Linked DNA regions of Mus musculus: all the other regions are linked to region 6. Evidence: chromatin loops called from intact Hi-C (ENCODE). Cell type or tissue: heart. All regions are shown on one strand.

What was found. A loop is a pair of places that touch in the nucleus more often than their neighbours do. Peaks named below come from ENCODE experiments on the same cell type or tissue, not always from the same donor. Only the 100,000 strongest peaks of a DNase experiment are listed, where the experiment ranks them.
Region 1: a loop joins it to region 6, with 8 times the contacts of the local background. A loop is called at or near these places in 3 of 42 quality-filtered maps.
Region 2: a loop joins it to region 6, with 4 times the contacts of the local background. A loop is called at or near these places in 10 of 42 quality-filtered maps.
Region 3: a loop joins it to region 6, with 6 times the contacts of the local background. A loop is called at or near these places in 3 of 42 quality-filtered maps.
Region 4: a loop joins it to region 6, with 10 times the contacts of the local background. A loop is called at or near these places in 36 of 42 quality-filtered maps.
Region 5: it touches region 6 in a loop (3-fold over the local background); 15 of 42 quality-filtered maps call a loop at or near these places.

Annotation. Positions count from the first base shown.
Region 1 is chr1:167,391,963-167,396,962 of GRCm38, forward strand. Mgst3 (microsomal glutathione S-transferase 3) reads right to left here and starts at 1,879. Exons shown (of 6, transcript NM_025569.2): 1 at 1,789-1,879. In heart, a CTCF peak has its summit at 2,454 (motif pointing left); DNase peaks (open chromatin) are centred at 849, 1,889 and 2,179; H3K4me3 peaks cover 2,821 bases; H3K27ac peaks cover 2,565 bases; H3K27me3 peaks cover 1,241 bases.
Region 2 is chr1:167,306,696-167,311,695 of GRCm38, forward strand. It overlaps Tmco1 (transmembrane and coiled-coil domains 1), which reads left to right and starts at 1,975. Exons shown (of 7, transcript NM_001039483.1): 1 at 1,975-2,238; 2 at 2,611-2,688. The coding sequence starts at 2,169. In heart, a CTCF peak has its summit at 1,890; a DNase peak (open chromatin) is centred at 1,956; H3K4me3 peaks cover 2,334 bases; H3K27ac peaks cover 1,927 bases.
Region 3 is chr1:167,368,118-167,373,117 of GRCm38, forward strand. It overlaps Aldh9a1 (aldehyde dehydrogenase 9, subfamily A1), which reads left to right. Exons shown (of 11, transcript NM_019993.4): 11 at 1-413. Mgst3 (microsomal glutathione S-transferase 3) reads right to left here. Exons shown (of 6, transcript NM_025569.2): 6 at 3,849-4,525. The coding sequence ends at 4,386. Among named protein-coding and RNA genes, the nearest start is that of Aldh9a1, 21 kb to the left of the region's middle. In heart, no CTCF peak of the experiment used is centred here; a DNase peak (open chromatin) is centred at 1,994; H3K27ac peaks cover 376 bases.
Region 4 is chr1:167,334,589-167,339,588 of GRCm38, forward strand. No RefSeq gene overlaps it. Among named protein-coding and RNA genes, the nearest start is that of Gm24182, 12 kb to the right of the region's middle. In heart, no CTCF peak of the experiment used is centred here; DNase peaks (open chromatin) are centred at 2,023 and 3,033; H3K27me3 peaks cover 435 bases.
Region 5 is chr1:167,282,348-167,287,347 of GRCm38, forward strand. Uck2 (uridine-cytidine kinase 2) reads right to left here and starts at 2,780. Exons shown (of 7, transcript NM_030724.3): 1 at 2,429-2,780. The coding sequence starts at 2,527. In heart, a CTCF peak has its summit at 2,470; DNase peaks (open chromatin) are centred at 1,434, 2,164 and 2,784; H3K4me3 peaks cover 3,014 bases; H3K27ac peaks cover 3,314 bases.
Region 6 is chr1:167,217,914-167,222,913 of GRCm38, forward strand. It overlaps a transcript of Uck2 not described here. Among named protein-coding and RNA genes, the nearest start is that of Gm46170, 46 kb to the right of the region's middle. In heart, a CTCF peak has its summit at 2,807 (motif pointing right); a DNase peak (open chromatin) is centred at 2,828.

The DNA of each region.
Region 1 (5,000 bases), 170 kb after region 6:
GGTTCATTTGACACCCACTCATTCTTGACTGGTCCAGGGGCTTTTCAGCATCTCTTTGGATAAACACACCTTTTGTAAGTGTGTGTGTGAGTGTGTGAGTGTGTGTGTGTGTGTGTGTGTGTGTTCTCTGTGCTGTCTACTTATAAAGGAGTTCCTTTTCAGATTGTTTCCTCCGGAACTCTACACAAGCAGGAGGGAATCTAAGTGAGGGAAACTCTGCCCTTGTCCTTTAAACAAGGACTCAATAAATGGCCCAGGCTGGCCTTGAATTACCATTCTCCTGCCCCAGGCTCTCTGGTGCTAGGATTCCAGTTGCAGGCCTCTGCATCCAGCAAGATTTTGTTCCTTAGTCTAAGGAAGCCCCAGTAGTTCAGTTTCTATGGCTGGCCACACTATCCCTGTCATTTTATATATAGTAACACTGGTTAAAGGAAAAAAAAAAAAAGAATCACTTGACAGAGTTTTCTATTTCTGTAACATTGTGTCAGGAAGAAGCTGAGCAGAATGTACTTCCCAGGGTGAAAGCACATGTTTGGATTTCAGATGTTAGTTTTATTTAACTCCTTAGATAAATTTAGCTCCTGTGAGAATAAACAATTCTGGATCCCCTGACTCAAGACAGTATACTCTCATTATGGACACACTGAAAGAAAACACACCGGGTAACCCTGACTAATAACCTTGGCTGCTTCCGGGAAACTGCAGTCTGCAGGTGCCCTACAGATTCCCGCAGGGAAGCCCTGGTTTCTGCTACTACCTTAAAATCTGCAGCAGACCCTGCAAGGCCACACCTAAGCCACCAGTACAGGCAACAGAGCAGAGAGCTGGTTGCTCTCTGGGGCACCTCCTTTCCCTAGTTAAGGGATTCAAGTCCCAACCCGCAGCGCAGCGTTGCTTTCCTACCCATCCGACCATCTGTCTCTGCTTTTCCTCTACTTCCTTTTCCGCACTGACTTGTACCCTAGGCTACTTGCAGACTGGTGCCTCCCAAGCAAAGAATTAACAGAAACCACAACCTCGGGAGTGACTCAGTGTCTCTTACTCCCTTCCACCACCCTGCAGGTGCCCCACCCTGTGGTTCTGGGTCTCCCTGTAGCGACACAAGATAAGTAAAGGGACACTTGCGGACATGTGAGTATGGGATGAATTAATATCCCACTCACTCTTCCCAAGAAGTCTCTTGCTATGAGGACAGAAGTAAGAAAATGACCCATATTCAGGTATCAATGCAAATATTTCTACGAGGCGAGAGGAAAACAAATGCAATTCCCTCTGAGACCCTCTCGAAGGATCCTAGCAACAAGACATCCATAGCAGGCGCGGCGCTTGCACGCCACTTATGAAACCTGTGCTAGATCAGGTACGAATGGCCAGTTCCCACTGCAGAGTTCCGGGCTCCTTTCTCTGTATTAACAGCTGCAGTGAGTAAGGTCAGGTGGTCTCTTGAAGGCCGAAAGAGGGAGCCCCAGGTCTTTACACAATTGGAATTAAGGAGGGGGAGGAAAATAAGGAATTGAGGATGAGCTGACCTTGAGAACCTCCCTGAGTTAGAGATAGCGAGGTAGGGGCCTCCCCGAGAAGCTCCTAAGCTACACCATCGGGGGGAGCATGCAGGGAGGGCGGAGGGCAGAGTGGGTAGAAATGCAGAGCTCAAATCGACCGATAAAGAAGGGAGGTTGGAGACCCCAATTCCGTTCCAAGTGACTGAGATACCGGTTGTGCATGTGCAGGCATTCAGGTGTCCCAGTGAAGCTAAAGCTCCTGCAGCTCGCAGCTGCCAGCACTTACCTGGCTCACCTTCGTGCGCCTGGTACAGACCTGAGAAGCACAGCAGTGCCTAGGTGCGGCTCTAGCTGTCCCGCAGGACCCGCCCCACTCCGCCCCGCCCCGCGCGGCCACGCCCTCGGGACCGCCCCCGAGACCGCCTCTGACTTTGGCGGTTCTAGCTGTTTCTTAAACTAGACTGCATTTTTTCCCTGTGTCGGGTAGCCCGCATATCTACTTTTCCGGCTCCCCAGTGTATATATTTGCTCTACTCTCCAAGTATCTTTTCGTGACTACAGTATTAAATTGCTCCTAGAGATTTGTTCTGCTTGGTTGGAACAGAAGCGACAGTAACGCGTTAGTAATTTGTCCCCGGCAGGGCACTGTAACTCAGCTTGCTGCGCGTGCGCAGAAAGTAGAGCGTAGTTTATGGAGAGCTTGGGGTGGGTGGGGAAGGCGTGTGTCTCACTTTTGGACTCTCTTGGGGAGGGGGCGTTTGAAACTGTGGGAGTTCCCTTAGCCTGCGCCGTTGGCGCGTACCTCAGCTCTGCCTACACGGTGCACCGCACCCATTCTCTCTCCCCCAGCCCCACAGGCGGGCTCCTATGGCTTGGCTCGCCCAGGTATTTCTTCCCGGACCCCGGCACAAACTTAACAAAGAGCACAGGCGCACCCTCTTGTGCCACCTCGCGGCGGCCTCCAGGAGAGCCTTGGATAGGACCTACTAAGCAGAAGCAGACCTTGACTGCTAATTTCTATAAGTTCTGCTTTAAACCGGTCGCAGAAAGCACCGAAGCTATCTGCTACTTTTTTTTTTTTTTTTTTTTTTTGCCCCGCGTTTCTGAAATGCCCTAAGAAACTTAACATGCTACGACCTAAGAAACTAGGTCAGACAGTGCATACCTTTTAATGTCTCTCCCCTCCTTCCTCACAAACACCAGAGAATAAGTTTATTCTGTAGCCAAATATGAGTGACCATGGCCTGCAGTGGCCAACTGTAATTTCGTGAACTTCTAGTAACAGAACCAAAGAAATTCCTAAGTCAAGTTCCCTTTCTTGTACGTTGGGAACGGGTGGTGGTGGGGGCATCAGGTGTGCAGATTATAGCAAAGCCTGGAATAAGATCTCAGATATTGTCTGATGACATTCTTTGTCTTGAGTTCGTAGAGGCTAGTGGCAGGTTTGTACTCTCTGAAATGATTTGAGTGATAGGTCCGAGATAGCTGTTCAAATACATAAATGACTAGTAAGGATGTTAAAGCTAGCTTGATTGGCTGAAGGTTTCCACCCCTCCACAATCACCAAAATTTTAATCAGTACAATTTTTAAGATTTTCGGATCTTTAGCACAGCTTGCATACCCTTCCTTTCTTCCACCTGTCTTTCTCCCTCACAGCCCAGGTGTGCCTCAAGTTCATATTGCCATGTAGCTCACACTGGTCTTGAACTGATCCTCCTGCCTCCACCTTCCAACTCTTGGCATTATAGAGGTGCACTAGTGAGCCCATCCTCACGAGAATCTCTTCTTTGGGAGAATTTGCACTTCTAAGAAAGAGTGCCTGGGAGTCGAACAATCCCAAGCAGGAAAGCCTAGAATCAAGGAAGGGGCCAGGCTTGGCTTTCCTTTTTACTGGCTTGTCTTGCCTACACATCTGGAAGTACATCGGAGGCTCATGTAATCTTTATTCTTGCTGCTTCATCAGCTTCCAGTTGTTCTAATGCTTACCCTTAAGTACAAGAAAGGTTTCTACTTCAGGTTTCCTGGTGTGTTGGGTTTACAGGACTTGCTTTGACTGAACATTAAGGAAGCAAATAGGAAAAACCATTTCTACACTATTAAGGGGCCTCATTCCCCTCTTGCTTCTGGTCTGTATAAAAAAAGGCAGCCAAGGTGGTAGAACAGATGATCAGAAAGTCAGGATAATACTGGTGGCTGCTTTCACAGACCTTCCTGTCTGACCCTAAACAAGAATTGATCATGTAGGACCTTATTTCAAAAATCTTACAAGGCCAGAGGAAGTGTGGAATACCTTTTATCCCAGTTCTTGGGAGACAGAGGCAGATGGATCTTCATGAGTTTGAAGCCAGGCTGGTCTGCATAGGGAGTTCAGAACAGCCAGGACTATCTAGTGAGCAACTGTCTCAAACAGGTGTCCCTCAAGCCCCCCAGACCCAGCCAAACAACCAATCAGAAGCCAAAAAAATCCAACCAGACATCAATAAAACCACGAACCAAATCAACCAAAACTTTACAAAAGCAATGTTTGTCTTTTGTAGAAGCCTTGGGAAATACAGGAGAACCTCCCAAAAATTACTCATGTGTGTGTGCACACTCCGGTAGAATGGTGGTGTGGACACTATTTTCTTTTGTCCATTTTATAAATTGCAATCCATTTCCCCTTCATCGTCTGCAGTTCATTCTTCAACAGTATTTGGTGATGATTGCATACCACTTTATACAAATCTTTTGTTGGAGATAGGTTGTTTTGAGTTTTTCTATTACAAGGTACAACATTGTCAGCAAATCTGTATGTGTGCTTACAATGATTTGACTAAACTTCTTTAAAGAGAATTTCTGGGTCAGAGAATACATACTTATTCAAATCTCCTGATATCTATAAGCAGTGGGCATTTCTGGAAAGCAGTGAGCTATTTCTCCAGCACTGGGTATTGGGTGTGCTTTCCTCTATTTCTTAGTTGGAGTAAGACTGTTATCTTGAGGCACCATGAAGACCAAATGGAGCTACACACAAGAACCCTGTGTGCTTCTCCTCAGGTGAATGTATTTGTAGACCCCAGTAAAACAACAGGAATGAGATGTGCAGCATGTGGCCCAGAAGTTACTGTGTCCCTGCTTCACTCACCATCCATTCCTTCTCCACTTAACAATTTGGCTTCTGCTTCCAAACCTTCCTTTAGACGGCTCTAAAAGGTCACCACCCGCCTTGTAAACTCTCTACAGTATCTTAAGCATAGCTTTTCCCTGAGTCCTTGCTGTCTGCTCTTCATCTCTCTAATTCTTAAAATGTGTTCCAGATTCTCCAGAGTCCCGTCCCTTTTGTCTCCCCTTTTTTTGCATTCCTCCAGCCTACGAGTCACTTCATTGACTCTCCCTTGATGACTCGTTTGTTCCGTTGACTGTTTTAGTTGTAAAGTCCATATTTCCTTCAGTGGAAGTAGAACTTAGTATTGAAGTGACAAAGCCAGTCTCCCCTCCCCGAGCTTCCTGGGAGTGTG
Region 2 (5,000 bases), 89 kb after region 6:
TGCTTTCATGTGGGTGCAGGGGAACTGAACTCAGATCTTCTGCAAGAGCAGACAGTGCTTAGAGAAAGCACTGACTCCAGCCCCATTTCACCGATTCTAACCCTCCCCTTTTCATAACTTTAAGCTAGTGTATGTAGAGCTACAGTATAGTATGGTTTAACTAGATTCTTAATATTATATAGTCAGCATCATACTTGTTAAACTCCACATCAAGCACGTATAAAATGCTATACAGTACATATTGTCTCAGTCAAGCTTCTTAACAGCTTTACCCAGCTGGTGCCATTAATGGTTACAGAAAACTGAGGCTAAAAGCCTTAATCAGTAGACTCAAGCAGAACTGAAAACCTGGCAGAGCTAAAGGTCAACCCTTTGTCCTATCTCAACATTTACCTTGGGTGATGTAGAAGATTAAATAAAAACATACCCTTGTGTGAACTCCTGCTCAAATCAAGACTCAGCTCAGACTGACCTTTCTGAAGCTATTCTTTTCTTTTCTTTTTTGGTTTTCCAAGACAGGGCTTCTCTGTGGAGCCCTGTTTGTCCTGGAACTCACTTTGTAGACCAGGCTGGCCTCGAACTCAGAAATCCACCTGCCTCTGCCTCCCAAGTGCTGGGATTAAAGGCGTGCACCACCACCGCCTGGCTTCTGAAGCTTTTCTGAATCCTCCGTGAAGAATCGGTCTTGCGCTCTCAACACTTTAGCTATAATTCTATCTTACTATGGCGTACAATTTCCCTGGGGAATTTTGGAACCAAGGAATCTTATCTTGCTCCATCTTACAGGGCCCAGTACTGTTCCTGACATATATTTAATGTCTATTAAAGACGTATATTTATAGTTATATCTTTATTTAATAGACATATATTTAATATCTATTAAAGGAGTCCTGGATAAATATAAGGCAAGAGAAACTAAAAAGGTAATGCTACAGAAGATTTATAAATTGTGTGCAGTGAAATTTGGAAGAACAATGACAGAAAATGGAAGTCAAACTGGGCATGGTGGCACAGTTATGGAAAGCTAGGACAGGGGGGTCTCTTGAGTGCTCCAGGTCAACCAGGGCTCCATAGTGCAACCCTGTCTCAAAAAAACACAAGGACGCACAAAGGAAGACTTCTGAGTTTTCTTGAGGAAAAAGAGCAGATCTGAGAATTGGGAGGAATCGAGTGCTCTTATATCAAGGCCTTCCCGTCATTTTCTCGCCCCGCTTGCACACGGTAATTTACAGTCCATCACGGAGGACATCTGAGTGTATGAGGCTCTCTCAAGACATCCTACTTTTACACACCACACCTTTTTCTATCCCCGTGTCCGTCCCCCCCCAACCCCCCGGCTGTTTTTTTTTTTCTTTCTTTCTTTTTTTTTTCGAGACAGGGTTTCTCTGTATAGCCCTGGCTGTCCTGGAACTCACTCTGTAGACCAGGCTGGCCTCGAACTCAGAAATCGGCCTGCCTCTGCCTCCCAAGTGCTGGGATTAAAGGCGTGCGCCACCACCGCCCAGCCCCCAAAACACTTCTAACTCAAATTCAACGTTTTCACTTCTTCCCCTTCGACTGCGCCACCGTTCCTTCCAATAAAAGCCCGGCCGCAGCAAGCGAGTTGTGCAGCCCTTCTCCTCCAACGGCGTCCCCGGCATCATAAAGGCTGGTTTAACCAGCGCCCGAGGACTCCTCGACTCGGCTCGCCCAGCCCAGGACCGGGGCGAGCCCCCAGACCCTGACGCTCCGCACGCGGTGGCCTAACTTTTCGGCCACGGAGGCGGGGATGCGGGTGAAGTCCAGCCACCGTGTGACAGGGTTCTAGTGTGAGGTAGGCGATCGGGCTCGGAGAGCAGGTAACGCACTGCCGAGGTCGCAACGCCGCCGCCACCACACCGCCATCCTCCGACCGACCTGGCTTTCCAACTCTCGCGAGACCGGGCCTGGCGCGCGCCTTCGGCCCCCGAGACTTGCGCGTTGCCGCTCTCTCCCGACTATGGCGGCCAGACGGCGGGAGTGAAGCCTGTAGTTCCGGGTCGGCGCCCCGGAAGCGGAAGTGTAGACTCGGGGCTGTCAAAGTTGTAGCGCTCCTCGAGGGTCGGTCCCGCCACGTCTCTTCCCGGTCTCTCTGGCTCTGGAGTGCTTTCCCCCCGCGGAGGGTGGGAGCGCGGGGACAGACGGGCGAGATGAGCACCATGTTTGCAGACACGCTGCTCATCGTCTTTATCTCCGTGTGCACCGCGCTGCTCGCCGAGGGTGAGGGCGGCTGTTTCCTTGGACGTTTGATTAATCCCAGGGTGGAAGGGCACTGGGGTCCCTCGCACCCCATGAGCAAAGATCGGGAGCCTCACTCCCTGCGGCCTGCGTGGTCCGTTGCAAGAAATCCCGGGCTCATCCCCCTATAGAAGCAGGAGAGTAGTGTGGAGTCATACGTCCTGATTTTCTTTACGTATTTGTGGATACACTGAAAAAAACAAAACAAAACATGGGTTGATCTGACTTTGAAAAAAGTTACTGATAAGTATAGAGCAAAATGTCGAAATCCTTTTGTCTCCAATACTAACAATTAAAGATGGTTTGTTGTGATTTCCATTTATTTCTCATTAGCATGTTGCTTTTACTGTTTAGGCATAACCTGGGTCCTGGTTTACAGGACAGACAAATACAAGAGATTGAAGGCAGAAGTGGAAAAACAAAGTAAAAAATGTGAGTATGGTAAGACGGTGGACGGTTCAACACGGGAAGTTCAATGGGTGCATGTTCACAGTAACTAAGAGAGGAGTATACCAAGAATACTACAAGCCAGTGTTCCTTGTTAGGGCAACTGAAATCTCAACACTCAGGAGATGGACATGATTGTGAGTTCGCAGCTAGTGTGGGCTACATAGGGAGATTCATGTTACAAACAAAACCATACTCTAACTTGGTAAAGATAGAAATCAAAGACCTTTGTGCAGCATCTTTAATAAAGCTAAAAGGAATCTGGGTGTGGTAGAGCTCCAGATAGGGCAGGCCTGGTCTACATAGTGCATTCCAGGCTGGATCTACTTCCTGTCGAGACCTTGCCTAAAACGGGGGGGGGGGGGGGGGGGGCGGGGAGCTAAAGGGGAAAGGGGTCATGGCAGACACACACACACACACACACAGAGTCTTCATTCTAAAGAAGAGGTCCTGTTCTGTTGTGAGAGACTATGGAAGATCTCATGGTACAGATGGACCCAGTGCCTTGTGGATTAGTTAGAATGTAGATAGAAGATAAAAGAGGGAGAGGAAATTCTAGGGAAAGGAAAAATCACGTAAACATGGAGATTTGAATGTGTGAGCTGTGTTTGGAGAATAAGTCACTGTGACTAGTGTCAGTGGGAGTGGTACCCTTTAAAGTTTAGCCAAGTTTCAGTCGGGTGAGAAAGCTGAAAAATGATTGAAAAAATGATTAACATGGGTAAAATTTGTGACTTTTGAAGGAAAGTTAAAATTTAGCAGGGCACAGCTGATCATATAAATAAGGCCTTAGGTAGCCCAGGCAGGCCTCACATTTCTGATGCCTCACCCTTAGCTCCCCAGTTACTGGGACTTTGAATGGTTCTCTAAAAGCACAATTGGTATCCAGTGTTGGTTGGTTGTTTTGCTTTTATGAGGTGGGTCTCATTTAGCCCTGCTTGGCTTTGAACTCACTAGCTGAAGATGACCTTGAGCTGATTCTCCTACCTTCCAAGAGATGAACTATAGAAATTCAGAACCCTAAACCATACCTAACTTGGCTTCTAAGAGTTTCTACAGCTACCTTTATTCCTATATCCTTCTTATTTCCTTATATCTTTATAAGTTTTGTGAGTGTCCGTTTTTTGTTTGTTTGTTTGTTTGTTCTGTTTTGTTTTTAATTTTAGACAGGGTCTTATATAGGCCAGGCTAGCCTATAAAAGCTAACTCCTTAGCTGAGTTTGACCTTGAACTTATGATCTCCTGTTTCTGCTCACTAAGTGCTGGAGTCACAGTTATTCACCATCAAGTCAGTTTGTGGGGTGCAGGGGACTGCACTCAGGGCTTTGTGTATGGTAAGCAAGCACTCTGCCAGTTGAGCTGTACTCCTCAGCTCCCCTTGCATTCTTCCCCCCTAAATTATCCTATGTGAGGGGCTCAGAGCAGAGAGCTGTGATAGAGTTCGTGCCTGCCATGCCCAAAGCCTGGAGTTCACCCTCAGCAGTGAAAAATATGTCATTTGGTGCACATAAAAACCATTGTGGTTGGTTATAAAAATGTTTCCACCTTATGGGACAGGAGATTGAGACCCAGGAAGTTAATGATAGACTTACATCACAAGAAAACAAAGAACTGGAGACTAAACTCAGACTTTTGTTTTTGAGCCTAGACTTTGAAAATTACAGTTCGCCATCCTTTATTCAAAGTTGATAGTGTTGGCTCGCCATATTTAAACCAAATTCATTCTATTTACCTTCACAAACATGACCTTCCAGGATTTTCTTACCTTGGTGATTTTATGCTTTTAGCAGGGAAATCCGAAAATCTTTTTTATTTTTTATTTTTATTTTATATATATATATATATATATATATATATTTTTTTTTTTTTTGAGACAGTGTTTCTCTGTATAGCCGTGGCTGTCCTAGAACTCACTTTGTAGACCAGGCTGGCCTCGAACTCAGAAACCCGCCTGCCTCTGCCTCCCGAGTGCTGGGATTAAAGGCGTGTGCCAACATCATCCGGCTTATTTTTATTTATTTATTTACTTATTTATTTTATTATATGTAAGTACACTGTGGCTGTCTTCAGACACTCCAGAAGAGGGTGTCAGATCTTGTTACAGATGGTTGTGAGCCTCCATGTGATTGCTGGGAAATGAACTTAGGATCTTTGGAAGAGTAGTTGATGCTCTTAATCGCTAAGCCATCTCTCCAGCCCCCAAAATCTTTTTTAAAAGAGATTTTTAAATATGCTTGCTTTCTTTGTTGCTGTGTCTACTTGCTAGCTTGGACGTGCTGCTAGGACATGGTTCTTTG
Region 3 (5,000 bases), 150 kb after region 6:
TTTGTGGGCTATGTGACTCATTGGCATTTAAACAGCTGTGTTCTAACTAACTAGCAAGACAGCTCAGTGGGTAAGGTCTTATCACTTAAACCCAGTGACTTCAGGTTTATCTCTAGAACCCACCCCTTCCCCATATCATACACTGCACAATAATAAAATCTTTCTCAAACGCTGTGTTTTTCTGTCCTTTCTTTGAGAAACCGGACCACCTGGCTAGAGAGACAGGTAGTTGGTGGAGTCGGATTTTACGCAGATAACTGACTTGCCTCAGTAAACACTCATCCTGTCTTCCACAGCACTTTATCTCTGATTCTTGCAGTACAGCCTATGGCCATAGAACCGAAGAGAACCTTTAGAATGTGTGAGTTATTTGTACGCTACCATTACAGTGAATTAAAAACCTATTACACTGCTGATCTTTTTGCCGTCTTAATTTGAGTCTCATCTTAAGGCTGGGTAGGAGACAGGAGAAAGCACCAGGCAGGGGAAGGTGAGCCCTGCCAAGTACAAAGGGCAGGGTGGGGCATGACGACTTTTTGTGCCCTGTCCTTCCCTGCAGTGGGCAGACCTTGTAACTGCAGACCGATGCAGTTAAGCCCAGCCCAGTGCTCCTTCTGGGGACCAGTTACGTACAGTGACGGTGGCATTTAGAGATAAGGGATGATGGCTGCTAGGCTTCTCAGTCTCTTGCCTTTGGATGGTGAATTATGGCCGTTCGCACCAGAATGCTGAAAGCAGCCTTTTTTGGTGTTATTTGTCCTGACATATTTATGAATCCTTGTTTTTTTTTCTTCACACATAAAGACCCATTTTTGTCTTCCTTTTCAAGGTTTGGGGGAGTTGACAAAAGAAACCAAGCAATTAAACAGCAGTGAGATTACAGTGAGTTCTTGCTTAAGCCCGCTGCAGCTTTTAACTGCAGTTAAGAGAAAGCCCGTACGCCTCATCATGACCATCCACACTGTCTGGATGTCTGATGTCGTCTGTTACTCTCCACTTTCTCCTCTGGGTTCTCTGCCAGGCTCTTCCCTCTTTAGACCACGTTTTCCAGCTCGTCATCTTACAGGTTCCTTACACCGCAAGCTAACCTCTGTTCCAAGGTACGGTACCCATCACACACCGCCTCCTCCCTCCCTGTTAACATCCACTGTTACTGTAACTGTTTTTGTGCAAACTGTACCCTTCCTCCACTAGAACACAAACGGAAAGCAAGAACTGCCCTGTCTGAGCGTCTGAGCGGATAATGCTCAGTGTGGCCAGGGAGCCACAGCACCTGGTTGGTAGAGATGCAGACCGAACCCACCTCAAACCTGTCAGTCAATTTTAGTAAGATCCTCAGATGAGGCATACACAGGGTGGCTTGCCAGGCAGTGCTGTGAGAGAAATGGTTCTCTAGTTTGGCCCTTCATTAAGGCTGCCTACTGAACGTTAAATGTACTGAGATGCTAATGTAAGTGATCTGGACTCTGGTTCTCAGGTGAATTCAGTAGGCAGCTGGGCTAAGCCCTGCTCTGAGCACGTATGCTTAGTCACAATTAAACATTAAGTGTGCGAGTTGCCCTAGCCACATCGCAAGTCCTCAGTATATAAAACAGGTGCTGGTTACTTTATTGGACAGTACAGAGTATGTTTCTGTCACGTCAGAAAATTCTACTAGAAAGTTGTTTAAGAGGGATAGGACAGACAGGCTGCTCATTTATGTATTTACTTATATTTATTTATCTGTGTAAGTGGGTGTGTGTGTGGGCAGGAGTGGAGGTCAGAAAGCCCACTCAAGGAAGTGGGTTTTCTCCTATTAACATGGATTAAGGGAATCACACTCCGGTGGTCAGGCTTGGTGGTAAATTCTACAGGATGAGCCATCTCTCTGGCTTAAGACTGGTCATCGTGATCAGGATTGGATAGCATCTTAAGAATGTAAAGGGGAAGTTATCCAAATTCTGGGTTACACCAGCAGATGGCGCCCAAGCTTTCTACCACACCTTGAGCCCTGCTTCTGGTCTTGGGCGCCTCCTACTGTGCATGCGTGATCATGGAGCCTCAGTAATTGTGTACGAGGGTTTCCAATGTCCCTAATGGCTCATGTACTTACTTGAAACTTGGTGCCCCGTTGGTGATGTTTTAGGAGGCTGTGGGATCTTTGGGACATACTTCTGTTAGGTGGAGAGATACTCTGGTTTCCTTTCCTGATTCACATCATTATACCCTTAAAAGCTGACTCCCCACTGGTCTGCTCCACTTTTGGTTATATGAGCTGGTCACATGGAGAAAGCAGCAGCTACAGTCTGAGGGAGGCCAGGGCAGGAAGGTGTCACAGCAGAAACAGCAGCAGAGGACAGAACTGAGACAAAAGGACGATGTCTGTTAGGATCCAGAGACAAGAAACAGCAGTCTCTGGTTGCTAGAAGAGTCAGAGAGCTGTCCTCCTTAAGACCAAGGGTCTTACATCCTGGGCCAAGAACTTTAACTGGCTGCTACAGCAGTGAGTTCTTCACCTGTGGGTCGTGACTCCCACCTGTGGGTTGTGACTCCCTGGAGGTTGAACAACCCTTTCACAGGGGTCATACATCAGATACCCTGCATATCTGATGTTTACATCATGATTTGTAACTAACAAAACTACCACTATAAAGTAACAATGAAAAATTTATAGTTGGGGGTGGGGGCATACATGAAGAACTGTATTAAAGGGCCCCAGCATTAGGAAGGTTGAGAACCCCTGACCTAGAGGCATGACTACCTGGGACCTGCAGAAGGACTGTAGCACTGGAAGGCACCCCAAGCTGCTGTTCCCACCTGGTTACTACCACTGCCCACAGCTGTCACACAGGGACGCCAGTACTCCAGAGACCAGCACTGGGTCCTCCTGCCTCGCTGGGTCTCAGTGAGAGGAAGCAGTTCTCCAGGTCCCCCGGGGTGCACTTCTTTTATAACACAGATAAAACCCAGTTACTGCAGAGGTTTACCGATGTCCCATCCCTTTCTAGTCCCAACCCCAAACTTCTTATCTCACTATCACCATTTCATAAGGGAACACTTACTGCTGCTAAAAGGAAGGCAAATATGAAGGCAAATTTAAAACTTTATGGGGGTGGGGGTGGGGGGTTGGCGAGGGGGCAGCCCATTTCCATTTCCATTTCTTCAGTACACTGGTGACATATTCTCATGACCCGCTCCGGGAATGTGTTCTGTTCTAATTCCCAAGGGTGTCCCAGTCATCCCAGTACAGCTGAGCCACCCTTCAGTGCCTTCATCTCTGAAGCTTGAGTGACTCAGTCCAATGGAAAATGCATGGGGTTTATAGTTAAGGCTCTGTTCAGCAACTAACTCTGATCCTCAGAAGCTATCGAGCATGTGAAGTGTGGCTGGCCCAAACGAAGAACTTGTGCGTCTGTTATAAGCATTATCCATCTAAAAGCCACTCGTGGCTAGCGGCCACCCAGTTGGATGGCAAAGGTCTAGACGCCGTGTTCTTGTTCATACCTTGCAGTCATTATTTTGCCAGCTTAGACCATTCTCTAAAGGCCTTTCCTCTTTGTTCCTAATCAGACATTGGCATAGACACTTTAAAAAATTTATTTATCTTTATTTTATGTATGTTGATGTCTTTTGACTGCATGTATGTCTGTGTGAGGGTGTCAGAGCCTCTGGGACTGGGTTTACAGACAATTGTGAGTTGCCACATGGGAGGTGGAAATTGAACCTGGGTCCTCTAGAAGAGCAGTCTGTGCTCTTAAACACTGAGCCATCTCTCCAGCCGGTTTCCTCATCTATAAAATGAGCTGTTAGCAATTCTAGCATCACAGTTATCCCTAGTTTCATCTGTGTCTATTGCTTAAGAAAGAAGCTTTAAACAGTTAACGTTTATTTGTATAGGTGTTACATACGTGTGCGACATACAGTGCACGCGTAGAGGTCAGGGGCTAACTTGTGGGAGCCAGATCAACACATGGCCATCAGGCTTTGTGACAAGCGTCGTTACCTGCTCATGTGACTGAGCTCATTACTTAACCTTTTAAGCAACATAAACAATCTTCAATAGATTAAAAAAAAAAAGTCCATACCGTTAATTATTAGCATCAAGCGGTACTTTGAACTAGAGCCGAGGATGAATTTTTCCGTCCTCATCACCATGACTTCATCACCGATTCACAGACTGTGTCGCGGGGGTGGGGGTGGGGTGCGCTCACAGCTTTGCTCGTAATGGGTAGAAATGGCACCATTATTTCACTAAGACTCTCAGAAAGAGATGCAGGCAGGAGCTTTAGGTATGAGGCTGATGCCAGATAAGTTTTTATTATATTAAAAAAAAAAAAAAAACCAGTGCAACTGGAAATCAGGGTGAGTCGCTGGAGGTGAGTGAGAGTCGGAAGGCCCTCCACACCTCAGTGGTGGCAGGATCTGGACCCGTAGCCTAAGCCTGGTCTGATCCAGCCGAGATGCTGGAAAGCAGAGCACACGGTGGTGCCCATCAGGGCAAAGAGGGCAAGAGAGCCCACGGCTCCTCGATACCGCTTGCTAGGGTCTGAAAAAGAAGACAGCGGAAGTCACCAGGACATCCACAAGCCATTGTGCTCTAGCATCTGAGGTCATATCGTCAACCGCGTGCTATTGGGAGGTTGGCCAACTCTAGCCTAGAGCCACCAGTACGCTAGAATCTATGTGCAAGGTAACTGTACATTAGCATTGCCTAGACTATGGAGGACTCTGTAAGTCAAGCAACTTTGTCTTAGGCCCAGTAGGAGCATCTGCCTCCGGAATGACACGTAGCCTTTTCCTCTCCGATAGCCATTTATCCCAGCCGTGGTCAGGTTTTGCTGACGCAGCACCTTGGTTTGATTCCTGGCAGCTCTGGCTGGCCCCTTAATATTTCTAAGGCTGTTTCCTCATCTGCACAACAGGCTATTCGCTGTACATGGAATTGCTGTGAGCTTGCCTAGCATATGTAAAGTTCTCAGGCAAGCAACTGGCACTTAGAAAATGCACAAAGGTTTGTGTCT
Region 4 (5,000 bases), 120 kb after region 6:
AAATTAGTGATAAGATCAGACCTATCTCTGAGAGGAGACTCTGGAGGAGAACCCAGCCGGGTCTCTCAGGAATTGTATGTGAGATAGCAACATATATCTCTGCTAAGTCCAGATCACAAGTTATATCAAGCCGCATGTCAGCACTCTGGGGATGGCCACATCTTCTTGGGAATGTGTCCTTTCTGTTCTTCGATCTGCACTAGGGGCTTGGCTCAATGATAAATACGTGAAACATTTTAGGGGAAACAAAAGCAATCTAGGTTGGCTATGGCTTAATTTTCTGCAGTCAGTTGTTCTACCTCAGAGACAATCCCCAAAGAGAGACTAGTTTGCCTCACTCCCTCTGTCCAAAGGCCTCGTCTAGTAAATCTTGCTGATAAAGTGCAAGGCTTGTGGTTGACCCTCGTTCGGTTGTTCCTAGGCTTAGATGCACTCAGTGGTCACTAGATACTTCAAGCTACACCACTTAATTAAAAACCTTCTCTTCTTCTCCAATGATAAATGCTTATCTGAATAGAGAAGAGTTACTGAAACAACAACAACAAAAGGTTAAAACATCTAGAAGACTTGAAATAATGAGGATTCTTGCATCCGCTCAAGAAAGTTCATGGCTGCAGACAGATCATCTCCGTAACTCACTCCTCAGCCACAGCTCAGCCCTCAAATGTTCTTGTACTGTGAATATCTGGATGGTGATTTTTTTTCCCCCCCAGTCTTGTCAGAGCTACTCAGCAGCCATTGAGCACAGTGTCCTGGGCGGAGGGAGGTAAGCAGTAATACTGGCAAGAAGACGCCTTGCCATCGAGGTGCACAGACAAGGGAAGCATTGGTTCTGTTTGGGGAAGTCTTGGACGACTGTGTCAGTGAAGGTTGGTTAGAAGTCTAGGAGGAGGTAGGAAACCACCAGTGAGAGGAGAAAGAGGGATGGTGGTGGTGGGTGTGTGTGTAGGGTGGGGGCTGGAGGCGTATCAGGGAGGGTGGGTTTGGACAATGTATATTACACGTGTATGAAAATGCCATAGCAAGGCGGGCAGTGGTGGCGCACGCCTTTAATCTCAGCACTTGGGAGGCAGAGGCAGGTGGATTTCTGAGTTTGAGGACAACCTGGTCTACAAAGTGAGTTCCAGGACAGCCAGGGCTACACAGAGAAATCCTGTCTCGAAAAAACTAACAAAAATACCGTAACAAAACACATACTTTTGAATGCTAACTAAAGTGGTACAACATAAATTTCAGCCAGGCATGAGGGCCCACGCCTGTAATTTCAGCTCCTCCAAAAGGCTGAGAAGAGATTGGAAGTACCAGGCCTGCCTGGGCAACTTAGATCCTGAGTCAACAATACAAAGTTAACAATGGAAGAGTATTTGTCTATTTTCTGGGGTCTTTGGCTGGCCAACAATTTCCTTTAGGGAACTGTTGGACTTTCATTTTGCCATAGCCGGAAGCTGAGAGAACAGCTCGGAAGAAGGAAGGGCTGGTTGCGATTGTTGTGATTCATGTTTTCAGTTCACAGGTAGCCCTCTTCTTTCAGGGCCGTGACGAGATGTATATTACAGTAGAAGAACGTGGACCAGCAAAGCTATCTACAGTATGGTGTCTGAGAAGACAGGGAAGGGCTCCCAGCGACCCCACCTCCTGCTTTCACCCCTTCCCAATAAGCCCATTATATTAGGAATCTATCAGGGACTCCATCCATCAATGAAGGAGGAGCTACCAGGAGCCAGTCACTGCCCCAAAGCCTGTCAGCTGGCAGCCATATATCACCAACACTTGATCCTGTGAGGACATTTCACACTCAAACTTTGACAGGACACTTAGCCTCTCTTACTTCATAGGACACTAGAGGTGCTGTGATGGTTCTACTGACTGTCACCTTGATGCCATCTAAAATCATTCAGGAGACAAGCCTCCAGGCATGCCTGCAAGGGACTGCGTAGATTAGCTTCACTGACTTTTCGAAAGGCCAAACTGAAGGAAAAGGGGAAGGGAGCTGGTTTGGCTTGCTTTATTCTAGCTTCCTGGATGCAAGGGCCATGTGACCAGAGGCCTCAGGCCTCCGGTGCTGTGACTTCTCTGTCACAGTAGACTACATCCTTGACCACTTTACATAATCAGGGTACCAATCTTATCTCCAGTGACTGGGATCTAAGAAGGCAGGAAGAAAAGAATGAAGTTCTTGCTGTTTTATCTGGGTGTGTTCATGTGTTACTAGGGATCGGACCCAGGTTCTTGTACATGTTAGGCAGGTGCTGTGCCATTGATCTAGAAGGGTTGTGTTTTTTTTTTTCCTAGAAGATGCTTAATCTTTATCACTTTTTGGCTGTTTACTAGAAGAGATATTTCATGTTTTTAACACATACTCGAGTGCATGCATGCACCTCAGAGGTGATGGATGGTCATAAGCTTGACCCTGGTGATCCTATCCCTATCTATGGGCATCAGAGCACCCCACTCTACACCTTACATAAAACCAATGTCATAAAAAAGACATAGGTGCATGAGTGTGTTGCCTGTGTGTATGTCTGTGTGCATGTCTGTGTTGCCCTCGGAGGTCAGAAGGGGCTGTCTGTCGTCTGTAACTGGAGTTATAGACAACTGTGGGCCACCATGTAGGAGCTGGGAGTTAAACCTGAAGTAGTGAGTGCTTTTAATAGCCTGGCTATCTTTCCAGCCCCCAAACCAATTTGAAGCTACAGGAATAAAAAGGGAAATTCTATGTGTTTCCAAACCTCACTCTTCATAAAGCTTCCTCCTTTCTGATACTGATGCACAGTCTACCCACTGTTTCCTTCCTCCTTGGCATTTATTTCCTTTGCTGCTCTTTTTTTTTTCCCCCCCGGGGGAACCTGGAGTCCTTACTTTATTTCCTCCCTATGTAGAGTTATCTGCAAATCATTTTTCCTGTATTTTGTCCAATTTTATGGTTCCTTAAAGCAGAAAAACTGGCTCCAGCTTTCTCTGAAAGAACATGAAGTCTCCCGCGGCTGAGACCAAAGGACATGGAGCAAAGTGGATCCTAGAGCGCCACCCAGTGGCTCTGACGGGAACTTTATATTGCCTGGGTTCTCTCGGATCTTTCCTAGCAACTCCCCTAGCAACCCATGAGTCAGTCCCTTGGATGCACTGAAGATTTTACCACCTGGAGTATTTTTGCCCTGTTTTTCTTATTCTGCCACCATTTCCGGTTCCTATAATATTTGTTCGTTGGTCAGTCCATTATAAATAGCTGCCACTTAGCAAGGTCACAATGCCAGATATTTTAACATCTTTCACAGTTCCTTACAAATGTGTATCACTTCCTCTTAACACACAAGTGAAAACTCGGTGAAGGGACTAAGCATCACATTCAAATTCATTTGTTAACGGACAGAATCGAGATTTTCCTCTTTTCATTACATCATCGACAGCAGTGGTTCTCAACCTTCCTAAGGCTGTGACCTTTAACACAGTTCCTCAGGTCGTGGTGACCCCCAACCATAACATTATCTCACTGCTACTTCATAACTAACTTTGCTGTTATGAAAAGTAACATAAGTATCTGGTATGCAGGCTATCTGATACGTGACCCCCGAAGGGGTCAAGACCCTCAGCTTGACAACCGCTGACCTAAGGAGTCCTTAGGGAAGCAATGCTCCCTTCCAGGTCATTCCAACAATTACTTCCCAGAAACTGATCTAATCACTAGCTAAGACTTTGCATTATTGAATACAGAAGTCTCGGAACACCAGCTCCCATGCCCTGTAAATCTGCTTTTCTAAACTGTGCACGCCTTTAATCCCAGCACTTGGGAGGCAGAGGCAGGTGGATTTCTGAGTTCAAGGCCAGCCTGGTCTAACAGAGTGAGTTCCAGGACAGCCAGGGCTACACAGAGAAACCCTGTCTCGAAACAAACAAACAGGGGCTGGTGAGATGGCTCAGTGGGTAAGAGCACCCGACTGCTCTTCCGAAGGTCCAGAGTTCAAATCCCAGCAACCACATGGTGGCTCACAACCATCCGTAACGAGATCTGACACCCTCTTCTGGAGTGTCTGAAGACAGCTACAGTGTACTTTACATATATTAATAAAATAAATCTTTAAAAACAAACAAACAAACACCCAAAAACAAAAAAACAAAAACAAGCCGGGTGTGGTGGTGCACGCTTTAATCCCAGCACTCGGAAGGCAGAGGCAGGTGGATTTCTGAGTTCTAGGCCAGCCTGGTCTACACAGTGAGTTCTAGGACAGCCAGGGCTATACAGAGAAACCCTGTCTTGAAAAACAAACAAACAAACAAACAAAACAAACAAACAAAAAAAACCTGCTTTTCTACTAGCTGGAATCTACAACTTCAATCCTTCCCATATTTCCTTTTGCTGTTTTCTGCCAACCATAGTAAAGCTAATTCAGGTACACACTGAAAAAGGCCTTCTCAGCTATTGTGCCGAGTAGGCTTCGGGTGTGTTTGTATAAAATCACTCTGCATGCTTAGTGTTAGTATAAAAGATCATAGCTGATGGTGTTCGTGGTAGAGCACTTGCCTAGCATTGACAGGGCTCTGCATTGAACCCTCAGTACTGTGAAAAAGAAAAAAGAGTCTGTTGTAAATACGGATTCAAAGAGACTTCCCAATTACATCATTATAAGCTAGACTATAGGGGCTGGACAGATGGCTCAGCAGTTAAGAGCACTTTCAGAGGACCTAGGTTCAATTCCCAGTAACAGCTGTTTGTAACTCCAGTTCCGGGGATTCGGTTCTCTTTTCTGGCATCCATGGGCACTGCATGAATCTGGCTCACAGACATACATGCTGGCAAAACACCCAATACACATTGTTTTAGTCACTGTTCTATTGCTGTGAAGCGACACCATGACCAAGGCAACTCTTCTAAAAGAAAGCATTTAGCTGAGGGCTGGCTTACAGTGTCAGGTGCTTAGTTCCCTGTCATCCTGGCATGGAACACAGCAGCAGATGGGTGTGGTGCTGGAGAAGTAGCTAAGAGCTACATCCTGATTGGCGGG
Region 5 (5,000 bases), 64 kb after region 6:
GCAAGCAAGCTCCCGAGTTACACCACCTCCACCCAAAAGCAGACACCTTAAAATGGGTAATTAGATTGTTGGGCTCTGGAGTCTCCTTGAAAACTGTCATTTTTCTTGACCCCTTTGTCCCTTTCCAAATTCCTTTAGCAGGAATGTAAGATATCAGCCTGCCATACTTCCAGCCCCTACTGCACCAGGTTTTGAGCCCCACAGGAGACCCAGTTTGTTCACACTGACTTCAGAAAAAAAGGGGAAGAAACATCCAGTTCTTTAGTGGAAAGACACTACGGACTGGAAAAAAAATTGTGACATAATTACACACTGACTACAATATGAAATTTTTACAAGCCCAGCGCTCTTTTAACTTTCTGAGACAGTGGTTTTGTTGCCCAGGCTGGCCTCATACTCTGGTACCATATGAAGCTGGACTTTTTTAAAAAAATAAATGCACACAGCCTGGTGTGGTGGACCACACAATTCTTTAACAAGCCATCATATGCCCAAAATGTACATTTTGAAAACTGCACGATGAGACCCTTCTTTCATTAGGGTTTCCCTCTTCTTCCTCCTGGATAACAAGCAGGTCGGCAGAGACCTGGCTACACCCACAGTGGCTAACTGGCCCTGCCATTCCAGCTATCTGAGCGACCCATCCTTAAAAATCAACTGCAAATACAGTAGAATAAGATAATACAGAATGTTTATCTGTGCCTCTGGTGACTGAATTATTTAAGTGACTACCAAGGTCATTATGTTTCTAAATGTTCCACTCATCTTCAAGTTTAAAGTCTCTTCCTGCCGGGCTGCCAGGCAGTGGTGGCACCCGCCTTTGATCCCAGCACTTGGGAGGCAGAGGCAGACGGATTTCTGAATTCGAGGCCAGCCTGGTCTACAGAGTGAGTTCCAGGACAGCCGGGGCTACAGAGAAACCGTCTCGAAAAACCAAAAACCAACAACAACAACAACAAAAAAAGTCTCTTCCTCACTAAGAGGGCTGACTGGACTTTAGGCTAATATTACCCCAACTTTTCTCTGGAAATACAGCGATGAATTCCTCTACAACAGGAATACTGGAAAATGAACAGTGCGGCTGAGGTGATTCCAAAAAGAGCTGATGAGGGGCCCTAATAGGAATGGCATTCCTAGACGAAGAACATATTGAAGAACATATTTTTTTTTTAAAGTTTAGCTCGTTAACAGGCAAAAGGCGGGGGGGGGGGGGACCCTAAGTTCCGATACCTAAACAGCATTTCAGAATCCTAGCCATGGAAGCTAAACTAGAGGCGAAATTCATCAATACTGGAGTCTGCGGCACACAACGCCGAATCTGGGCTGCTGAGCTAAAGTACTCCAGACCTGGAGGGAAAATACGTAAAAATCAAAATGGAGGAGGGGCCAAGGAGAAATGGGCTGGAAGCTAAAACCTCGTGGCGCGTGGCGCGCGTCTCATGGCGCCATCCAGCCTTCCTGCTCCACGCTGCCCAGCCTTGGGGACTCACCATCCGGCCTCACCAGCGGCCGCACGCGGCGCCCAGCTCCCTCGGGCGCCCCTCATGGAGCCCGAGCGCCCACTGAACTTGGCGGCTGTTAAACGGCAGGCGAACAAGCAGCCACATCCTAAAAGGGAGCGAGGGGGAGTAAAGAAAGAACCATCTGGGAGGGCTCCACCCTTCTCCACCTGCAGTAAAGACCCGAGGTTAAGTCAAGTCGCCCCTCGCTGCCGTGCAGGAGAAAATACAAAGGAAAGAGGTTCCTCGCAAAGTCAGACTCGGTAACCCCTTCCCTGCGATCCAAGGAGCGAGCGACCCGGACACCGAAGAGCATGGAGCCTGTACAACTTTCTCACTGAGACTGATGCGGTTTTCTCTTCTAAGCATAAAAGACAGCAGCCCCTGCTGTCATCCCATCCGTGACTGTGCCCATCGAGCTTCGGCTCTCCCGGAAAGCCCTGCAACCCCCAGGTGGGCTCCCGGCAGCGGGCGCGCCACCTCGCGCATCCCGGCCAGCCTCGCAGCCCACAGGCTTGGGCCGGGGCCAGGGCCAAGCCGGGCGGAGGAGCGTACCGGGGCTCCGAGGGAAGCCCCGAAAGCCGGGTCCTTACACCCGACTTGCAAAACAATAAGCATCCGCTTTCCGCCCCTCCCCCACAAGACCCTGACCACGAGTCACAGCCGCCGCCGGGAACCAGCGAGGGAGCGCACCATCCCTGCGGGGGACTTGTAGGAGGAACCCGCATCCTGGACCCTCGGTCGCCCGGGTCCCCCCGCTGGTCCCCAACGCCGCGCACCGAGCCTGCGCGGGGTCTGGCGGCGCCGGAGCGCGGCGGCCCGGAACGAGGATCCCGCGGGCCACGCGGTGGCAGGCTGCAACTGACACGGCCCGCGGGCGCCGGCCACATGCGCCGCCCGCCGTGCGAGCAGGGCGCGCGGACTCTTACCTTCCCGCTGGCCGTGCCCCCGCTCACGCCGATCAGGAAGGGCTCGCCGCCGTTGGGCTGCTGGTGGTTCTGCAGGGTCTGCTCGCTGTCCCCGGCCATGACTCGCGCCGCCCCTCCTCTCGCAGCCTGTGCGAACCGACGCACGCTCCCCGCCCGCGACCGGGCTCGCTCGGCTCCTCGCAGGAGCAGCTGGTCGCTGCTGAGGTCGAGGCTGGGCCGGCCGCGGCTGGAGCCCGGGCGCGGGGGAGGCCGAGGTGGCTTTCCCGGAGGTGCCGAGAGCTCTCCTGTGCCCGTGGCGGCCCGTGGGGTTTACATCCCAGGCAGAGGTCAGCGTGATGAGGCTGCTCCAATCCGGGCGGGCTGCGCGCTGCTATTCGCCAGGAGTCTGGCCCCAGCCTCCGCCCCGCCCGGGCCCCGCCGCCGCCCGAGGTCTCTGGGAAAGGTGTGAGCGCCACTCCCCTCCCCACCCGCCGGATTAACCCTTTCTGGGACGGAGCGGGGGGTGGGGTGGAGGGGTGAAGAAACCGGCTAGGTCAGCGTCTTAATGCGCCACTCTGCGTCCTATTTCAAAAGAGATCAAAAGCTAGAAGAGACTGCCAGAGCAGAGCAGAGACTGGAGGTTTGAGACGCAAAACTGGAAAAGGCTGGGAATATGAAGATGGAGAATTAATGCCTAGACCCTTCATCCTCACTGAAACTTGTGTTTTCAGAGACTCCCTTCCCACCCTCCGTGTGCCAAAATAGTGTGTCACCCGCTCGGCTTAAGAGAGTTCCTGTCTTGGAAACCCCCAAGTGCCATTTTCCTTAGCAGGTCTGTCCTCATGTGACTCCCTAAAAGAAGGGTGACTCGGGGACGGTTACTCCTCCCTGAAAAACCAGTGCCCTTCCACACCATCCTAGCTCCGCAGTACTGACATTCCCGTGGAGCTAGGGTTAATGAAAATAGAAACATAACAATGCCATTTCCATTCATTGATGACTTTAACTGACCTAGTTTATTAGAGGCAGGCAATTTGTCACTTAGTTAGGAAAACAGTACCAAATGGAGACTAAAAAGGAGTCTTCACCGCGGGAGCCAGATGTCTTCATTCACATCAAGTTCCATAAGCAAGGCCAATGTGCCTCAGTGCTCTATTAAATGAAAATAAAAATGATACACGCTAGGATTTTTGATGGGCTAAAATGAATTATCATAGGTAAAGTTTTTAGAACAATGCCTGAATATCACTGTAGAGTATTGGGGCTTGAAAAGACTCCTAAAGGAACCAGAAAGGGCAGTTTTGCTGGGCACACCTGAAAGGTAGTACTAGAATCTCCGCTTCTCTGAACTCTGAACCTCTTTTTTTTTGGGGGGGGGTTCGAGACAGAGTTTCTTTATATAGCCCTGGCTGTCCTAGAACCAGAAACCTGTAGACCAGGCTAGCCTTGAACTCAGAAATCCACCTGCCTCTGCACACCTTTAATCCCAGCACTTGGGAGGCAGAGGCAGGCAGATTTCTGAGTTCGAGGCCAGCCTGGTCTACAAAGTGAGTTCCAGGACAGCCAGGGCTATACAGAGAAACCCTGTCTCGAAAAATCAAAAACAATAACAACAACAACAACAACAATAACAACAACAACAACAAAAACACTGGCTGCTTGTCCAGAGGTATGTGGGTCCAATTCCCGTCACTCACTTGGCAGCTTCAGGGGATCTGATGCCCACTTCTTGGCCCTGCTTCCACCAGGAACACTGGTGCACAGATATACATGCAGGCAAAACGCCTATATACATAAAACAGGGTTTTGTTTGGGTTTTTTTGTTTGTTTTGTTTTTGTTTCTTTTCCAAGACAGGGTTTCTCTGTATCCTGAAACTCTATAAACCAGGCTGGTCTCAAACTCACAGAGATCCTCCTGCCTCTGCCTCCTGAGAGAGTCCTGGGAGTAAAGGTATGTGCAGCCACCACTGTGCTACAATTTTTAAGTTTAAAAAGAAATAAAAAATTTTAAGTCTAACACACTTTCTTGTTTTTGAAAACATCGTTAAAGAGTAACGAATCAGTCCAACGTGATATAGTGCATCTTCTCTCTTACTGACTTCAAAAAACAAAAAGGAAATAAGAAACTTCCAATTCTTTAGTGGAAAAACACCAAGGATTTAGCTGGGTATTGTTGGCAGATGCCTTTAACCCCAACACTTAGGAAGCCGAGGCAGGCAAATCTCTGAGTTCCAGGACAGTCAAGGCTGCACAGAGAAATCTTGGGACTTGGGGGGAGAAGACAGCACTCTTTGTTTTGTTCTTTTGAGATAGGATCTTATGTAACCCAGGCTGACCCTGTTACTCCCTAAATAGCTGAAATGGACCTTCCAGATCCCACAGTCTCCACCACCTTGTCTTGCTTACACATGTTCTCTTCTGAGATATTTTATGTCACATCAACACCAAACTTCATCCTCAGGAAACCAAGATCCGAGTGGTTGCCTGGTGTCCATCAGCGACATCTGGGAGAGGCTGGCTAGCCCTCACTCCATTCCCCAGCAGAGACAGTGTGGGTGGGTTGACTTCTCCCAAAAGTCTATTCTCTGCAAAA
Region 6 (5,000 bases):
GACTTCCCTACAGCCCCACTCTGAATGGAATGAAGTCTATTTGGACCATAAAGTGGTTTTGAAAATGAAAACCAAGTGCATCAGATGGAAGCCTTAGAGTCTGAGTCTCTGGTAACACCATCGTTATTAGCACTGGACTTCAACGCTGACGTTAACACAGTGGTTCTCAACCTGTGGGTCCCAACCCCCTCTGGGGATTGATTGATCCTTTCACAGGGGTTGTATATCATCATATCCTGCATATTAAATATTTACATTACAATTCATAGCAGTGGCAAAGTTACAGTTATGAAGTAGCAGAGAAAATAATTTTATGGTTAGGGGGTCACCACAACATCAGGAACTGTATTAAAGGGTCGCAGCTTGAGGAAGGTTGAAAAACTGCTGACTTAGGATTAAAACAGGCTGCTTTCCTCAAGTCACACGTCCTTGGTACTTTGTTTTCCTACTGCATGCAGCTCAACCCAACGAACCCTCACTGACATACACCTCCAGTGGTGTTTGTTACCATTGGTGCCTCACTGCGAAGACATTAGGTCTGATGACAATGTGACAAACTGACCTGAAGTAGTCCTCATGACACTTGCTGGTTCATAGGCATAGCCTGTCACCCAGCCGATACTGGCTTGGCTTGAGTCCCTCCTCTGTCTGTTTGACTCAACTGTGAGGGTCAGTGCCAATAATCATCAACCTGACTGACTCTAACTTCACCTGGGAGAAGCAGACCTCTGGGCATGCCTGTGGGGGATTAGCTTGATCATGTTAACTGAAATGGGGAGCCACTGTCCACTGTGGGTGGCGCCATTCCCTGGCTTAGGTACTGGATTGTCTAAGTAGAGAAAGAAGCTGAGCAGTTACCTGCATCTGTTGCCCTCACCTTCCTGGTTGTGGATGCCCCTACAACCTTGCCTTCCCCACAGTGGACTTTGCCCTTTGACAGTGAGCTGAGGTAAAACCTTTGTTTCCTTTAGGTTTCTTTTGCCAGGGTATTCTTATCACAGCAACGGGGGAAGAAAACAAGCAATACTTTGGTCTGAGCTAAACTCAATCAATTTTTAGTACCACCAAGGCTAGCTGCATAGTGAACTGAACTGAGCAGCACACTCACTCATTATCCTTTCATTGTTCCTAAATCACATTGTGTCTGTCACCTTATGTGACCTACTAAGCCACTAAATTGATAAAGATGGAGGCCATACTCTCAGTTCTCAGAGAACTAGGGAGGCTGGTACCCTGCCAGCAGTCTACACAGTCCCAAAACCGATGGGAGGTTATGGCCAAAAGCAGGTTCCAGTCATGTAAGGCACCATGGGACTTTCTCTAGTTAGTACCTTGTTCCAATGGAACTCTGGTGGGCCATGTTGGATGCTCAGTGATGCAGACACACTCCCTGCTCTCCAGGAACTGTTGTGCAAAACAGAGCTGGTGTGGGGTGGCATCTATGGAGACAAGTGGCATCTCCCCACGGTCTGCTTTTAACTGAAAGAATGAAAGGACTCCAGTGGCTCCTTCTCTCTTCCCTTAATTGCAGTGAATTTTACCTTTCCAGTCCCCATCTGCAATGCTTGGGACATGTCTGGGAGAGGCAGCATTACAAGTGCTAGGAACACCAGGGTGTGAGGGTCCCTATGGGTAAAAATGCACAAGGTAGGTCCTGGGGTTCCAACCCTCCCTGTAGAGCTGATCCACCTCACCCCAACAACCTGTTATCACTGATCCTCTTCCAGGTCTACAGGCTCAGAGTTCTCAGGGTAGATCCCAGTGATGCTTTTAAAATAATAATAACCACACACATGTGCACACATGCACATAGACAGCTGATGATAGCAGCCTGTAAAAACTACTGTAGTAGAAACAGCTGTAGCCTTGGGGCTGGGGAGGTGGCCATACAAGCATGAGGGCCTGAATGCAGTCCCAGAATCCTCTGGATCCTACAGCACACATCCATTTCGTGGGCAGGGACATGCCACCTTACAGAACCTGTGGTCTCTAGCCACATGAGAGAAACCCCTCTAAAATAAATAAATAAATGGTATAGGATGACGTGATGATACACACCTAATAAATAAATAAATAAATGGTATAGGATGACGTGATGATACACACCTTTAACCCCAGCACCCAAGAAGGCAGGAGGCAGGTCTCTGTGAGTTAGAGACCAGCCTGGTCTACATAGTGGGATATTATCAATAATAATAATAATAGAAGAAGAAGAAGAAGAAGAAGAAGAAGAAGAAGAAGAAGAAGAAGAAGAAGAAGAAGAAGAAGAGGAGGAGGAGGAGGAGGAGGAGGAGGAGGAGGAGGAAGAGGAAGAGGGGAAGAGGAAGAAGAAGAAGAAGAAGAAGAAGAAGAAGAAGAAGAAGAAGAAGAAGAAGAAGAAGAAGAAGAAGAGGAGGAGGAGGAGGAGGAGGAGAGGAAGAAGAGGAAGAAGAGAAAGAAGAAGAAGAGGAGAAGAAGAAAGGAAGAAGAAGAAGAGGAGGAGGAGGAGGAGGAGGAAGAGGAAGAAGAGAGTGATTGAGGAAGACACTTGACAACTTCTAGCCTACACACACACATATACACTCACACCTACACACCCATCCACACACACATCCACACTCCCTCCCCCCATCCCAATCCACTCACAATTGTTGCCATGGAGAAATTAAGGGAGTTAGTTTCTATGTGCTCTAGTGGAGGCTTAAATATTTTTTTAAAGTCATATTAGTAGTTAATACTTTTAATAGCACCTGAGTATACATCTCTTAAATATCAATAGCCAGTCAAATGGCTGTCCAGGAACTGAAGCCACCCACTCCTGCTGCCGTCTGAATCCCCACCACTAGATGGCAGACACACACCAGACTTCCTGTCATTTAGGTTAGACCTTTGCAGCAGCTGAATTCAGTTTTCCAGTGATCCCGGAGAACCAGCACATTTCTTAGCATCCTTCACAGGTTTGGTTTGCTTTTTGGAGGGGTGTTTGTCTGTCTGTCTGTCTGTCTGTCTGTCTGTCTGTTTAAGTATGAGTGAACACATAACAAACACAGGAAAAATCTAGTGTGATTTTACAATGGAGGCCGTTTACTTCAGAGGAAGCAGATGGCACTGGGAGGGCTCCTCTGAAATGCACACGTGTGATGAGCATCCCGTCCAGGCAGGGGAGCTGTCACCAGGTGCTGGCTTGCCCCAGCCAGGACAGTCAGAACTCAACACACAAGTCCTTGGAGCCACTGAATCCAAACAGTACAAGTCAGGGCCCAGGGTAGATGTGGTGTTTACATAGAGGGTAGTTTTATGTTCCTAAGATGTATATACCAGGGCTTAGTCCTGTCTCTAATGGGTTCCCATGTTATTTTAGCTCATGGTTTATTGAAATATGTATGTAAGTATACACGCAAGACTAGGGTAACAGCTAGCTCATAGTTTCGGTTTTGCAATGTTGGGGATTGAGCCTGGACCTCTTGCTTATGCTAGGCAGGTGCTTTGGTACCAAGAAACATCCCCAGTCGAGAAAATGACCTCTTAAATTGTTCTCTTTGTGGTGGCGAAGGGGCGATTGGGAGGGATTTTTCTGAGATAGGGTCTTTGTATGTGACCCAAGATGACTTCAAATTTGTCATCTTGCCTCAGCTTAATATTGGGGTCACAGGTATGTGCCATTAACTTAAACTTTAGATCCGCCTTAAAGCACCTAAACACCCCCAGCATATCGTGAAGGAATCCACCTACCCTAGTCTCTTGAAGCCTACAATGCCATGTTCCAAGACCCTCTCTCTACTCCTTGTATTGAAGCCATTGTCTGCAAGCCAGCCCATTGATGGCTTCATTAAAGCAATGTTAATCTGGAGCTAAAACTGGGAGACTCACAACTACCTGTGACTTCAATTCCATGGCATCTGATGCCCTCTTTTGGCCTGAGGATACCATGCAAACAAGCGGTACCGATATACCATGAAGGCAAAACAGCCATACACATAGAAAGAATTAAGAGCAGCATCACTGCCCTGCCTCACCAGCAAAACCACCCTAGGGAAAGAGGGGACACTGCTGAGGCTCCTATCCAGAGGCCTGCCTAGTTCCAGGGTTAGCAAAAAGCAAGCATCTGGAAAGACAGGATGAGAAGTAGAGATGAAGGGAAGCTAAGACATGGGAACTGTCAGGAACGACAAAGAGCAAAAGCCAGTTGTGTGAAAGGCCCTGGATGTAGGTCTTTTAAAAACAGGAATAAGCTGGATGTGATTGTGTGTGCCTTTAATCCCAGCACTTGGGAGGCTGAGGCAGGTGGATCTCTCTGAGTTCAGAGGCCATTCTGGTCAACATGGCACAGGGCTATATAGCAAGACTCTTACCTCAAAGAACCAATCAATCAATCAATAAATAATCAAGCAAGAATAGAAAGGCTGGAGCGATGCCTCAGTAGTTCAGAGCACTTACTGCTCTTTCAGAGGATCCAGGTTTGGGTCCCAGCACCCACATGGTGCCTCACTCCAACACTTTGTGCGTTGCATGCACATATATAGTACACATACATACATACATGCACATGTATGTTTTAAAAGTACACACATATACCTTCATTCACATCATAGTGAGTTGTCATTAATGTAAGCTTCCTTACACATGCCCCACCCCGCTACCTTCCCTCCCCCGACCCCACCCCTAGCTCACTCCACCTAGGTTTAGTTCTCCTTTTCAACAGAGAGAAGTGGGTAGGTCTGGAAGGCGGCAGAGGCTACACAAAGGACATCAGTGAGAACAGTGTCAGCGTTCCTAGAACCTCAGCCTCCCAGAAACCATGTGATAGGGAGTGCAAGGTAACTAACCCTGGGAGAGCCCTGGGAGTCTGTCCCACACACATCCCAAGACCAGGACAGGAGGCAGGCTAAGCACCCCTGCTTCCTCCAGAAATGCAAGGCCCAGCCCTCCCTCCGCCCAATTCTCACAGCAGGCTTCGGAGACTGCTGCTAACCAGGCACCCACAAAGGAGTGAAGAGTTGAATTCATTGTTTTTATTTGTC